Regions from separate parts of the Homo sapiens genome. Here regions 1 and 2 are each linked to region 3. A link is a contact called in ENCODE Hi-C or POLR2A ChIA-PET data. All regions are on one chromosome and are shown on one strand. The core of a region is the stretch at or near the end of the contact, and the rest is flanking DNA. Distances in the headings are between cores, read along the strand shown.

Evidence for each region. Hi-C counts contacts between places; a loop is a spot of excess contacts on that map. ChIA-PET counts read pairs that join two places held with the same protein, here RNA polymerase II (POLR2A). Pooled maps may share reads with other maps.
Region 1: a loop to region 3 is called in a pooled map, with 5 times the contacts of the local background. The contact joins the promoter of CSTB here to the promoter of NDUFV3 in region 3. A Hi-C loop is called at or near these places in 2 of 168 maps with a recorded cell type or tissue (CD8-positive, alpha-beta T cell and naive thymus-derived CD4-positive, alpha-beta T cell) and 9 of 50 pooled maps.
Region 2: a map of heart right ventricle shows a loop between it and region 3 (6-fold over the local background). The contact joins the promoter of RRP1B here to the promoter of NDUFV3 in region 3. A Hi-C loop is called at or near these places in 4 of 168 maps with a recorded cell type or tissue (adrenal gland, gastrocnemius medialis, heart right ventricle and 1 more), 4 of 37 single-sample maps with no recorded cell type and 15 of 50 pooled maps. POLR2A ChIA-PET finds 5 or more read pairs at or near these places in 3 of 52 experiments (AG04449, B cell and activated naive CD4-positive, alpha-beta T cell).

Annotation. Positions count from the first base shown.
Region 1 is chr21:43,774,858-43,777,557 of GRCh38, forward strand. It overlaps CSTB (cystatin B), which reads right to left and starts at 1,451. Exons shown (of 3, transcript NM_000100.4): 1 at 1,347-1,451. The coding sequence starts at 1,412. RefSeq lists a silencer at 1,030-2,029.
Region 2 is chr21:43,655,939-43,660,838 of GRCh38, forward strand. RRP1B (ribosomal RNA processing 1B) reads left to right here and starts at 3,622. Exons shown (of 16, transcript NM_015056.3): 1 at 3,622-3,856. The coding sequence starts at 3,727. HSF2BP (heat shock transcription factor 2 binding protein) reads right to left here and starts at 3,550. Exons shown (of 9, transcript NM_007031.2): 1 at 3,448-3,550; 2 at 2,123-2,382; 3 at 649-799. The coding sequence starts at 2,158. RefSeq lists a silencer at 3,655-3,844 and an enhancer at 4,565-4,614.
Region 3 is chr21:42,891,767-42,896,295 of GRCh38, forward strand. It overlaps NDUFV3 (NADH:ubiquinone oxidoreductase subunit V3), which reads left to right and starts at 1,543. Exons shown (of 4, transcript NM_021075.4): 1 at 1,543-1,615. The coding sequence starts at 1,568. It also overlaps a transcript of WDR4 not described here. RefSeq lists silencers at 1,030-1,329, 1,670-1,919.

The sequences.
Region 1 (2,700 bases), core at 201-2,700, 880 kb after region 3:
ACTGGCTCTTCACACAATTGTCTCTTACAACTGAAGGGACATTTAAACTGTCAGCCTAATAATAAAGTAGAAAAAAACAGTTCCAGCTGGGTACGGTGGCTCAAGGATGTAATCCCAGAACTTTGGGAGGCTGAGGTGGGCGGATCACTTGAGGTCAGGAGTTTGAGACCAGCCTAGCCAAATGGCAAAACCCCGTTTCTACTAAAAATACAAAAATTAGCTGGGCGTGGTGGCGAGCACCTGCAATCCCAGCTACTCGGGAGGCTAAGGCAGGAGAATCCCTTGAACCTGGGAAGCGGAGGTTGCAGTGGGCCGAGATTGTGCCACTGCACTCCACCCTGGGCAAGAGTGAGACTGAGTCTCAAAAACAAAAAAAAAAAACACAGGCCTCAGCATCGCCTGGACCTGTTCTTGCTTGGGGCATCCCGTCGGTCACCAACCATGACAGCGAGGCGGGCCTGGCCTGTGCTCCACCGGAGGGGGCTTCTTGCACAGATGACCTGCTCATTTCAGCCCCTCCAGAATCTTCTGGCAGGCGCAGAGCAACAGGACGTCCATTTTACAGACGAGGAAACCGAGACACAGGGAAGGTTGCCATCTGCAACCCAGCCCGGTTTTTATCTTGTTTTTCTGTGTTTTAACTTTTTATTTAGACTTACAGTTTGAAACAGTGCTAGAATCGGAAGCATGTAAAGAAACCTGTGGACCTTTTATGCAGATACACTTAAGTTTTTAACCCATGTGCCTTATCACTGGGGACCTCTTGCACTCTCTCTCATGATTTTTTTCCCGAACTAGATGAGGATATTGACAAAGATTCTTGCTTGGCCAAACTGTAGTCGGGCTCCTGAAGCGCCTAGGCCACCTGCGCACTTCCTTGTAAAATCCACTTTTAGCAAGAAGCCTGGCTAAGTCAGTTTAGCCAGACCCTTCCCACCCGCTTGCTATCGGATCACCGTGGAGATCGGAGCCGGCTGCTCACCTGCGCCATCGCCGGCGACGCCCGATCACCCTGCCTGCCTGAAACCAGAAGCGCCTCATCCCTGGGGTTTCCTCTCAGAGACTGTCCATGCAGGGACCGCACCCTGCTCCGGGCTATCAATTCCCACTCGCCCTTGCTGTATTCAGCGGAGCCCAATGTCTCCCCAGCGGCGCCCCAGGCGCGGCCCCCCGCTGCTCACTCGCGCGCAGCGCCCGAGCGGAGGGAGGCCTCTCACGGCCACAGCCCGGGCCAGCCCAGGGGTGCGCAGCGGGGCCAAAGCGGCTTCTTTCGCTCCAGGAGCCGCGGCCGCGCCCTGAGGCTAAGGCAGGACTCCGGGCCGGCCCCGTCCCCGCGGCCCACCCACCTGGTCGGCGATGTGCTGGGTCTCGGCGGTGGCCGGCTGCGTGGCGGAGGGCGCCCCGCACATCATCTTGGCGGCGACGGAGGGAATCTGGCGAGGGGACTCGGCGAGGGGACGCGGCGGCTCCTCAGCCCAAGTAGGCGCTGGGGTCACGTGACGCGCGGGCGGAACCAAGGGGCGGGGAGGAGGCACTTTGGCTTCGGAGTCCCCTGCGGGGTCGCGGTGGCCCCGCAAGAAGGGACGCGCGGGGCGGGGCGCGGGGCGGGGCGCGGGGCGGGGAACCTGGCCACCACTCGCCGCAGGCTGGGTCTCCGCGCCCAGCGCTGGTGTCGGGAGGGAGCGCCCCCCTCCCGGGGCTGGTATCGTCTTTCCGGGCGCCGAGTCACACGGACCGGGGCGGGGGCGCGGCCGGGTGTCGCCGGTGGGTTGGGCGCGCAGGGTGGGACGATAGGGAAGGGGCAGTCGGAGTAGGCGCAATCCTGCAGGGTGGCGGGGTCCGGGCCGCGCACGAGGGAGGGCGGGGCGCAGCGCTGCAGGGGTCAGGGGTCAGGGGTCCCGGCCCCGCGGGAGCAGGTGTGCGGGCTGCAGTGGACATCACCGCTTGTGACCGAGAACACTGAAGGCTGAAGGGGGTGGACAGAGGGGCCCAGGGAGGGGGAGACGGCGCCCACGCGCTCCAGGCTGGGTGGGGGCAGGGGGTAGATCAGAGGGATGAGAAGAAGGCAGGGTTCTCTGGTGGAATTTGCGTTTTAGGATTTCTTTTCTTTCTTTCCTTTTCTTTTCTTTTTTTTTTTTTTTTTTTTTTTTTGAGACGGAGTCTCGCTCTGTCTCCCAGGCTGGAGTGCAGTGGCGCGATCTCGGCTTACTGCAGGCTCCGCCTCCCGGGTTCACGCCATTCTCCTGCCTCAGCCTCCCGAGTAGCTGGGACTACAGGCGCCCGCCACCACACCTGGCTAATTTTTGTATTTTTAGTAGAGACGGGGTTTCACTGTGTTAGCCAGGATGGTCTCGATCTCCTGACCTTGTGATCCACCCGCCTTGGCCTCCCAAAGTGCTGGGATTACAGGTGTGAGCCACTGCGCCCGGCCTTTTTTTTTTTTTTTTTGAGACGGAGTCTGGATCTGTCGCCTAGGCTGGAGTGCAGTGGCGCAATCTCGGCTCACTGCAAGCTCCGCCTCCGGGGTTCACACCATTCTCCTGCCTCGGCCTCCCGAGTAGCTGGGACTACAGGCGCGCGCCTTCATGCGCAGCTAATTTTTGTGTTTTTAGTAGAGACGGGGTTTCACCATATTGGCCAGGCTGGTCTCGAACTCCTGACCTCGTGATCCACCTGCCTCGGGCTCCCAAAGTGCTGGAA
Region 2 (4,900 bases), core at 2,372-4,871, 770 kb after region 3:
AGGGCACACAGGGAGGGATAACAACCAAATGTCATGCAGTAAATTGGCCTTTACCGTCAAAGGCTGATTTAATCATGATTTGGCCTCAATCAAGCAAGTGCTGAGACAATCTCAGAGTATGTCCAGGAACTTCAATAGGCTCCTAAACTGGTATTCAACATAACAGCTCAGCTCAAATCTCAAAAGTCTGAATGGACACCAGAAAGCCTAAACTTCAATCAGTTCTAGATACTGGCTCACCCATCCACCTAAAGATAAGTGAACACACTTCCAGCTATCTCTACTGACAAGTAAACTCCATGCAAGGTTTCCATTTGGCAAGATCCTTAACTTACACAGTAAGTACTTAATTTTCAGAATAGAGCTTTTCAGTTATCAAAAGTATAAAATTCTTCTGCCAATGAAGAGAGAGAGAAAGAGAAGCTGTTAATAGATGCTCAGAAAACTGGCAACCAACTTATACCAACTTACATATGTCCAAGTCACTACACTGAGGAAACCTCCCTTTCTTAGGTCATCAGACTCTCCCAAATATCATCACAAGGACTGTAAGAGTACCTTAAAATTCGTTTACAATTATTTACCTAGGGTAAATCTGCTAGAACAAATTACTGTTACCACCAATGACTGCTGAAAATGAAGACTCACTTTTTTCTACAATCTTTAATTTCTGGAAGCTCTCCAGCACCTCCCCATTTAGTATTCTGGGTAAGAAGTCCCGTATTTGCATCACTTCAGTTGTCAGCCGTTCCAGATCCTTCTTTCTGACTTTAACAAATTCCTCTTTAGTTCCCATGTGCTAAAAGAACAAGCAGATCTTATTATATTTCTCTTCACATGAGAAAAAAAACAACAGCTCAAGTTAACTTGCTTTTCTTTCACACCTCTTATGTGCATCGTTGTTTCAAATCATGTCTCTACCTACTGTATATTCTGCTATAGATATATTTTATGTACATACAAACATTTTGAAAGCTGAAGCTTCAGCCTTCAAAAAGGGAGCCAGATGTTAAAAATAATAAGGACAAACAGGCCAGGCATGGTGGCTCACACTTGAAATCCCAGGAATTTGGGAGGCCAGGAGTTCAAGACCAGTCTGAGCAACATGGAGAGACCCTGTCACTACAAAAATATGAAAACGTGCCCAGGAGGCCCGGCGCAGTGGCTCACGCCTGTAATCCCAGCACTTTGGGAGGCCGAGGCGGGTGGATCACCTGAGGTCAGGAGTTCAAGACCAGCCTGACCAGTATGGTGAAACTCCATCTCACTAAAAATACAAAAATTAGCCAGGTGTGGTGGCCGGCGCCTGTACGCAGCAGGCTGACACGGGAAGAAGGCTTGAGCTCAGGAGTTGGAGGCTGCAGTGAGCTATGATCGTGCCACTGCACTCCAGTCTGGGCAACAGAGCAAGACCACGAAAAAGAAAAGTCATACAAGAGCTCTATTCCTAAAAGTCAAAGAAAACGCCTGCAACTTTTTATCACTGCAGCACCAAACTAATCAGGAGGAAAAGGAAGTCATCTGGTTTCCTACTGGGTTTGCCAAGCCCTCCGCCCGTGATCTCATCTACTATTCACCCCAAGCCTCCAAGATTGTCTAGATGGAAATTAAGGCACGGGAGCTAGATGACTCTCAATGCAGCACAATTAATAACGGGTGGAAGCAGGATGTGAACACGGATCTGGCCCCAGTCCAAGCGCCTTCTCCATCGCATGCAATCAGTTACAGTTATAAAATCGATGGAGGGCAGATTCTCTCTAAGCCTGACGCTAAGTCCCGAAGCAGGGGGCCAGGGCCTTCGGAGGGGAACTGGGCTTCCACGGAGCAGAGAAGAGAGTGACCATCCATCCCACGCTCCCATGCCCGCTTTGGCGCCACTGAGTGCCCCCACCACGCGCAGCCTCACAGACCGGGTCCCCGCGTGGGTTTGGAGGCGAAGTCGCCTCCCGCCCCAGGTCTCCACCCCGCTCCGGCCCAGCCCACGCCGTTAGGGGAGGAAGTCTCCAGGCTTCCCCCAAGCACGCGACAGCGAGCCGTCTCCGAGCGCACGGGGCGAGGCCCTGAGGGGAGCGAATGGCGACGGTTCAAACACGCTGGCGTCGGCCAGGGCTTCCTCACTAACCCGGCAGGCCTCCTCAGCGGCGCCCGCTTCGCCCATGGCCGCTGCCGCCTCCGCTCCGTTCGCCTGAGCGTCGGCGCGCCCTCTGACCCCTCACGCCAGAAAGCGCGGGAACGAATCCACGCCGGGGGTCGGGAACGGAGAGCCGCCAGGCCCAAACCTCCCAGAATTTGCGCAGTATTCTCGGCCTAGAGAGCGAGGAGTGGCCTTGGCGAGGTCCCTCTTTGGCTCTTCTGGCTTAGCCGGGGTTTTAAACTTGTTATCTGCAAAGCAGAAGGAAAGTCAGCCCCTGATGTAAGTGTCAAGTAAAATAAATCGGATGGGTCCTTTCCTGTTTGGCGAGGAATGCTACACTAAGGGGGACTGCGTTCAAATGGGCAGTCTTTGCTGGAAACCTCGCCTCCGCGCGCCTTCCCTCGCTCGGATTCAGGCGCTTTTACGTTAAGGGTTGAATTTTTGTGTCAACAGGCACCTCGGGAGGTCGCCTAGACAACTGAGCGGAGCAACTGAGATAACCCCCGCTACGTGTGGAGTGACCTAGTCCATTAACTTGCCCCAGCACGCCCGCTGAGTCCGCAAAATATAGGATGGCCTCGGGTTTTAGATGAACCCAAAGCTAAGATTTCTTCCCTCTCTGGAATTAGCAAGCAGCCCGCCCTGCCCAACTCCCCTGGAAGCGCGCGTGCTCGCCAGGCCTCGGGACGCCTGCGCGGGCGCCCTTGCACTGGCACCAGGGCTCCGGGGTAGGGGCGCACCGATCTGCCCAAGCCTCTGCAGGCACTGGAGGAAGGCGAGCCCTCCACCCGCTCAACAGGCCCCAGTGCCGGCCTTTCCTTCCAGTCTCAACTCCACCCGGGGGCCCGGGGGCTCCACAGTTAAAAACTCCACGCCACGGAGATCGCAGGTAAGCTGCTGGCTCAACGAGGTGTGCTAAATGGGATTAAAGATCCTGGACCGTGGCCAGGCGCGGCGGCTCAAGCCTGTAATCCCAGCGATCAGGGAGGCCGCCGCGGGAGGATTGCTTGAGCCCAGGAGTTTGAGACCAGCTTGGGCAACATAGCGAGACACCGTCTCTACAAAAAAATAACAAATAGTGGGGCGTGATGGCGCGCGCCTGTAGTCTCAGCTACTTGGGCGGTCGAGATGGGAGGATCGATCGAGTCTGGGAGGTCGAGGCTGCAGTGAGCCAGGATCACCGCCAAGATCGCGCCACTGCATTCCAGCCTGGGCGACAGAGGGAGACCCTGTCTCAAAAACAAACAAAAAATCCTAGACCGTTTACAAACAGCCTTCCGTCTCTTCCTGGTCAAGTCCTAACCCTGGCTAACCTCGCCGTCTACAGCCTGAATTTTGGCAACCGAAAGGCAGCGCCGGCGCCACGTGCACACGGGCTGGGCCGCTCCGCCAGCTGCCAGGGCCACTGCCGCGCTCACTCCCAGAGCGCGCTGCGAGCCGCGGCGCCTTTGTGACGCCATCAGCCCGCGCGCCGCCGCCGCCGCCTTCTGTGCAGTCGCGGCCCGGGCGGACGGTGGCTGGCTGCTCCGCAGCGCTCGGCTGGCTGCAGCGGCACCGCGGGTTGCGCGGCCGGGGATGCTCCAGCGGGCGCGATGGCCCCCGCCATGCAGCCGGCCGAGATCCAATTTGCCCAGCGGCTGGCGTCCAGCGAGAAGGGCATCCGGGACCGAGCGGTGAAGAAGCTGCGCCAGTACATCAGCGTGAAGACGCAGAGGGAGACAGGTGGGCGCACGGCCGCGGTCAGCCGCGCCACATGGCGGGCCGGGGGCCGGGGCTGGGGCTAGGGCCAGGGCCCCGGCACGGAATGCGGCTTCCACGTGTTGTCGTGACACCCAGCGTGTGCTTCGGTTTCCGCGCTGCCGGAACCGCTTCTTGCTGTGTCTAGTGCCTTTTTACACTTAAGGAAACGGGTTGAGGGGGTTCCGTTACTTATGAAAGTCACAGTAAGCGGGGAAGCTGAGAAAAGACCCACATGGGTCCGATTCCCCAGCCGGCATCTCGAATCACTGGGCTGCCCTGATTTGCCCTGGTGTCCGGTCGGTGATTGCCGCCTTCCTTTGACCAGCACCTTTACGTGACGGGGCTGCAGGAGAGAAGACAGACAAAATCACTACCCTCGAGGATCTATTAGTAATAAAGCAAGGAGGCAAACAGGCAAATAAAGTAGACCTTGTGTAAGTGTAGTAAAGGAAATGAAAACCAGGTAGCAGGCCGGGCGCGGTGTCTCACGCATGTAATCCCAGCACTCTGGGAAGCCGAGGCGGGCGGATCACCTGAGGTCGGGAGTTCGAGACCAGCCGGACCAACATGGTGAAACCCCGGCTCTACTAAAAATACAGAATTAGCCGGGCATGGTGGCGCATGCCTGTAATCTCAGTACTCGGGAGGCTGAGGCAGGAGAATCGCTTGAACCTGGGAGGCGGAGGTTGCGGTGAGCCGAGATCGCAGCATTGCACTCCGGCCTGGGCAACAAGAGCGAAACTCCGTCTCAAAAAGAAAAGAAAAGAAAAAAGGAAAAAGAAAACCAGATAATAGCAAAAAGGGAAGGAGGTTGCTCTTCTTGATAGGCTGTTCTGGGAAGGCCTCTCTGGGCTGATAATCAGCTCAGATCTGAAGAGAAATGAGCGGAAACCGCCTATGCAGAGGCAGGAAAGAGCTTCACGTGCCCTAGGAGTGGTTTGAAAGACCAATAAGTTGGGGTTGGGGGGGCGAGTGTTATGAGATGAAGTTGGAGATGTAGGCAGTGGCCAGATCACACAGGGCTTT
Region 3 (4,529 bases), core at 293-2,792:
GCCAACATGGTGAAACCCCGTCGCTACTAAAAATACAAAAATTAGCCGGGCGTGGTGGCTCATGCCTGTTGTCCCAGCTACTCAGGAGGCTGAGGGAGGAGAATCGCTTGAACCTAGGAAGTGGAGCTTGCAGTGAGCCTAGATTGTGCCACTGTACTCCAGCCTGGGCAACAGAGCAAGACTCTGTCTCAAAAAAAAAAATTTAGGCCAGGCACAGTGGCTCACACCTGTAATCCCAGGGCTTTGGGAGGCCGAGACGGGTGGATCACGAGGTCAGGAGATGGAGACCATCCTGGCTAACACGGTGAAACCCTGTCTCTACTAAAAATTACAAAAATTTAGCCGGGCGTGGTGGCGGGTGCCTGTAGTCCCAGCTACTCGGGAGGCTGAGGCAAGAGAATGGCGTGAACCCGGGAGGCGGAGCTTGCAATGAGCCAAGATGGCGCCACTGCACGCCAGCCTGGGCTACAGAGCAAGACTCCGTCTCAAAAAAAAAAAAAAAATTTAAACAAAAAAAAAATCTTTTGGCATTTTTTTTTCTCCCTTTAGGGACAAAGGATCCCTTCTCATGATTATCCTAAGATCTAAGGTTATTCTTTTTGCCTCCCAGGGTGGATGGTGGCAGATGCCCTTGCATTTACTTGATAGCAGACTCCTCTTTGATAAAGGCCTTTGATAAAGGCCTCATTCCGCCAGTTTATCTTGCCACCTCAATGAATCGCTAGCTGTGTCAGGAATCCCTACACAATCCATTTAAATGACTGTGGCAGGGCCTCTTCCCCTGTGGAAGCTGAAGGTGGCACGTCCATCTCCGATGAAATGCGAATGGGGCTCTGGGCACGCGGCGGAAGGCAGAGAAGAGGCAGAGAAAGAAGCTAATAACTAATTACACCGACTCCACAATTACGACTAACGTTGGGGACGAACTCTTTGCTAAATAAACATTTAGGTGAAACAAAGCTTCCATTTCCAATCGGCCTAACTCTGGTATTAGCGTTGGCAGGGGCCATGCAGGAGGGGCAGTGAGCAGTGGTGGCCGCGTTGCCGACAGAGGGTGAGGGAGCTGGGCGCGTGGTGTGGGCGCCGAGGTCCCGAGCTGAAGAGCTTTAAAACCTCTCAAAACACAGAACTATCAATCAAGTAGGACCAGACTGTGCCCCCAGGGAAGGTCGCAGATTTAAGGCTGCGAGGACAAGGGCAAAGAAGTGCGAAGCGTTCGGGTGGACATGCAAGCCGGCCCAGCGCAGACGCCTGAGAGGGGTGCCCAGCAGCCCCCGCAGGTCTCCGCCGCGCCCCCGCCACAGCGCCCAGGCGCCCGCAGGGCACAGGGATCGGCACCAGCCGGTGACGTGTCCCTCACGCTGCTGCCTGTGATTGGTGGTCCCGATCCGGGGCGTGGCCCCAAGGGAGGCACTTAGCCCTACTGGGGATGCGCGCGCAGACCCACGGCCTCTGCTCCGCCCCCAGCTGGCCTGTAATTGGCGCAGTCGGCCCAAGGGGCGGCTGTTCAGGCGCGGGTGCGCGCGCAGCTGCTGTGGCCCTGCTTGGTGCGCCCGCTGTCACCGCCATGGCTGCCCCGTGTTTGCTGCGGCAAGGACGAGCCGGGGCGCTGAAGGTAAAGGAGGAGCCAGCCTGGGCTGGCTGCGCGGCCCCGAGCCTACGTAGGGGATGGGGTGAGGGGGCGCGGTGCTGGTCAGGTCCGGGCCTGTCCGCGACCTCTAGCCGTCCTAGTTGGGCCGCTGACCCCGCTCCCTGGGCCCAGGACTGACCGCCACGGGGCCAGGCCCGGATGTGGCCAGCGAGCGTCCCGCGGTTCCCCCGAGCCGGTCCGCCGCCGCCGCTGCCCGAGGCCCAGGCCGAGGCTGGCGTGCCCCGTGCCGACGGGCGCTCCCGAGGGCTGCATGCCTGGGCGGCAGACTCGGGTGGACGTTCCCAGGTGATGCTGCCGCGCGGCTGGGGTCAGCCGCTGTGCGGCTCCCGCACGGCTTCTCTGAAGGACAGTGACTTCTCCATTTAGCCAAGAGAGGAAATGAGGGAACTTTCAGGGACCTGGTTAACTTGGTAACTTACTGACAGCCGTTGAGAAGCCAGCTGACATGACCTGACCTGTGAAAAGGAGAAGAAGGGCTTTCTTTTCGGCAAATAAAAAGCTAAGGCCAAGGCCGGGCGCGGACACTTTGGGATTTTGCCTGTAATCCCAGTACTTTGGAAGGCCGAGCCAGGCGGATCGCTTGAGTTCAGGAGTTCGAGACTAGCCTGGCCAACATGTCGAAACCCCGTCTCTAAAAAATACAAAAAATTAGTCTGGCGTGGTGGTGCATTCCTGTAATCCCAGCTACTCGGGAGGCTGAGGTGGGAGGATCCCATGAACCCGGGACGCGGAGGTTGCAGTGAGCCGAGATCATACCACTGCACTCCAGCCTGGGGGACAGAATAAATAAATAAATAAAATAAGGCTAAGACCACTTCACTCTCTTACAAATTTTAAAATGGCTGTTATTACAAAAGCAGTAACTATTCCCTGCAGAATATATATGCGTGTGTGTATATATATATATAAATACATATTATATATATTATATATAAATATATATTATATATATATTTATATAATATGTAAATATATATTATATATTTATATAATATATAATATATTATATAAATATATATTATATAATATATATAATATGTTTATATAAATATATATTATATATTTATATATTTATATAATATATAATATATATTTATATATTATATATAATATATATCATAATATAATATATAATATATATATATTTTTTTTTGAGACAGAGCCTCACTCTGTTGCCCAGGCCCAGGCTGGAGTGCAATGGCACCATCTCAACTCCCTGCAACTTCTGCCCCCTGGGATTAAGCGACTCTCGTGCCTCAGCCTGCAGAATAATTTAAAAGTACAGATAGGGAAATTCATTGACAGTCTACCATTACTCCTTCAAGCATCTAGTTCCTAACGATTTCTATCAGCTTTTATATGTTCACATAAGCACATGTACTCATGCTTACAATCATGAACATACACGTTTTCATGTTTATATGTGCACATACAGGCACCTCTGTTCTGTATCCAGCATCTAGAACATTGTACTGTCTAGCACTTAATAGGCCTTAGTGAGTATATGCTGAGTGAGTTGGCATAATATAAAATATCACATTTATATTGTAGACACTTTTGAAGCAGTTTTTATATACCTACATCATTTTAGTGGCCAGATAGTATTTCTTCTACTCTATTTTCTAAGGATAAGAAAACATTTTACAGAAAGAAACATAGGGCCTGGCAGGTGGCTCATGCCTGTAATCCCAGTACTTTGGGAGGCCAAGACAGGTGGATCATTTGAGGTCAGGCATTCGAGACCAACATGGTGAAACCCCATCTCTACTAAAAATACAAGAAGAGCCAAGCGCGGTAGCTCACACCTGTAATGCCAGTACTTTGAGAAGCCAAGGTGGGTGGATAACCTGAGGCCAGGAACTCGAGACCAACCTGATCAACATGGTGAAACCCCGTCTCTACTAAATACAAAAACTTGGCCGGGCATGGTGATGCATGCCTGTAATCCCAGCTACTTGGGTGGCTGAGACAGGAGAATTGCTTGAACCCACGAGGCGGAGATTGTAGTGAGCCGAGGTTGCGCCACTGTGCTCCAGCCAGGGTGACAGAGCAAGACTCCATCTCAAAAAACAAAATACAAAAACATTAGCCAGGTGCGGTGGTGCACACCTGTAATTCCAGCTACTTGGGAGGCTGAGGCAAGAGAATCGCTGGAACCCAGGAGGCGGAGGTTGCAGTGAGCCAAGATTGAGCCACTGCACTCCAGCCTGGGAGTCAGAGTGAGACCCTGTCTCCAAAAAAAAAAAAAAGAAAAGAAAAAAGAAGAAACGTGGTATTTTGTAGGTTAATAAATAATTGGAGACTACAAAAAAAATGCACTGGAGAACGTCTGGTTGAAGTTTTATTAAACCAAATATTAATAGTGATTGTCCTTGAACTCGGGTGTTTTCTTCTTGCAGCCTTTTTGTATTTTACAAAATGTCCATAATATACATACATTATGAAAACTGTAATAACCATTAGAAGTATACCATGTGAATGTTTTGCACTTACATGTAGTGGTAATATGTAATATTCATATGCACGGTACCTACATGCACACAATCCCAGCACTTTGGTTGTTTTTCTTTTTTTTTTTTTTTTCCTGAGACAGTCTCACTCTGTTGTCCAGGCTGGAGTGCAGTGGCGTGATCTCAGCTCACTGCAACCTCCACCTCCTGAGTCTAAGCAATTCTCCTGCCTCAGCCTCTGCAGTACCTGGAACTACAGGCATGCACCACCGTGCCTGGCTAAATTTTTTTTTTTTTTTTTTTTTTTGCGACAGAGTCTTGCTCTGTCGCCCAGGCTAGAGTGCAGTGGCACGATCTTGGCTCACTGCAAGCTTCACCTCCTGGGTCCACGCCATTCTCCTGCCTCAGCCTCCCAAGTAGCTGGGACT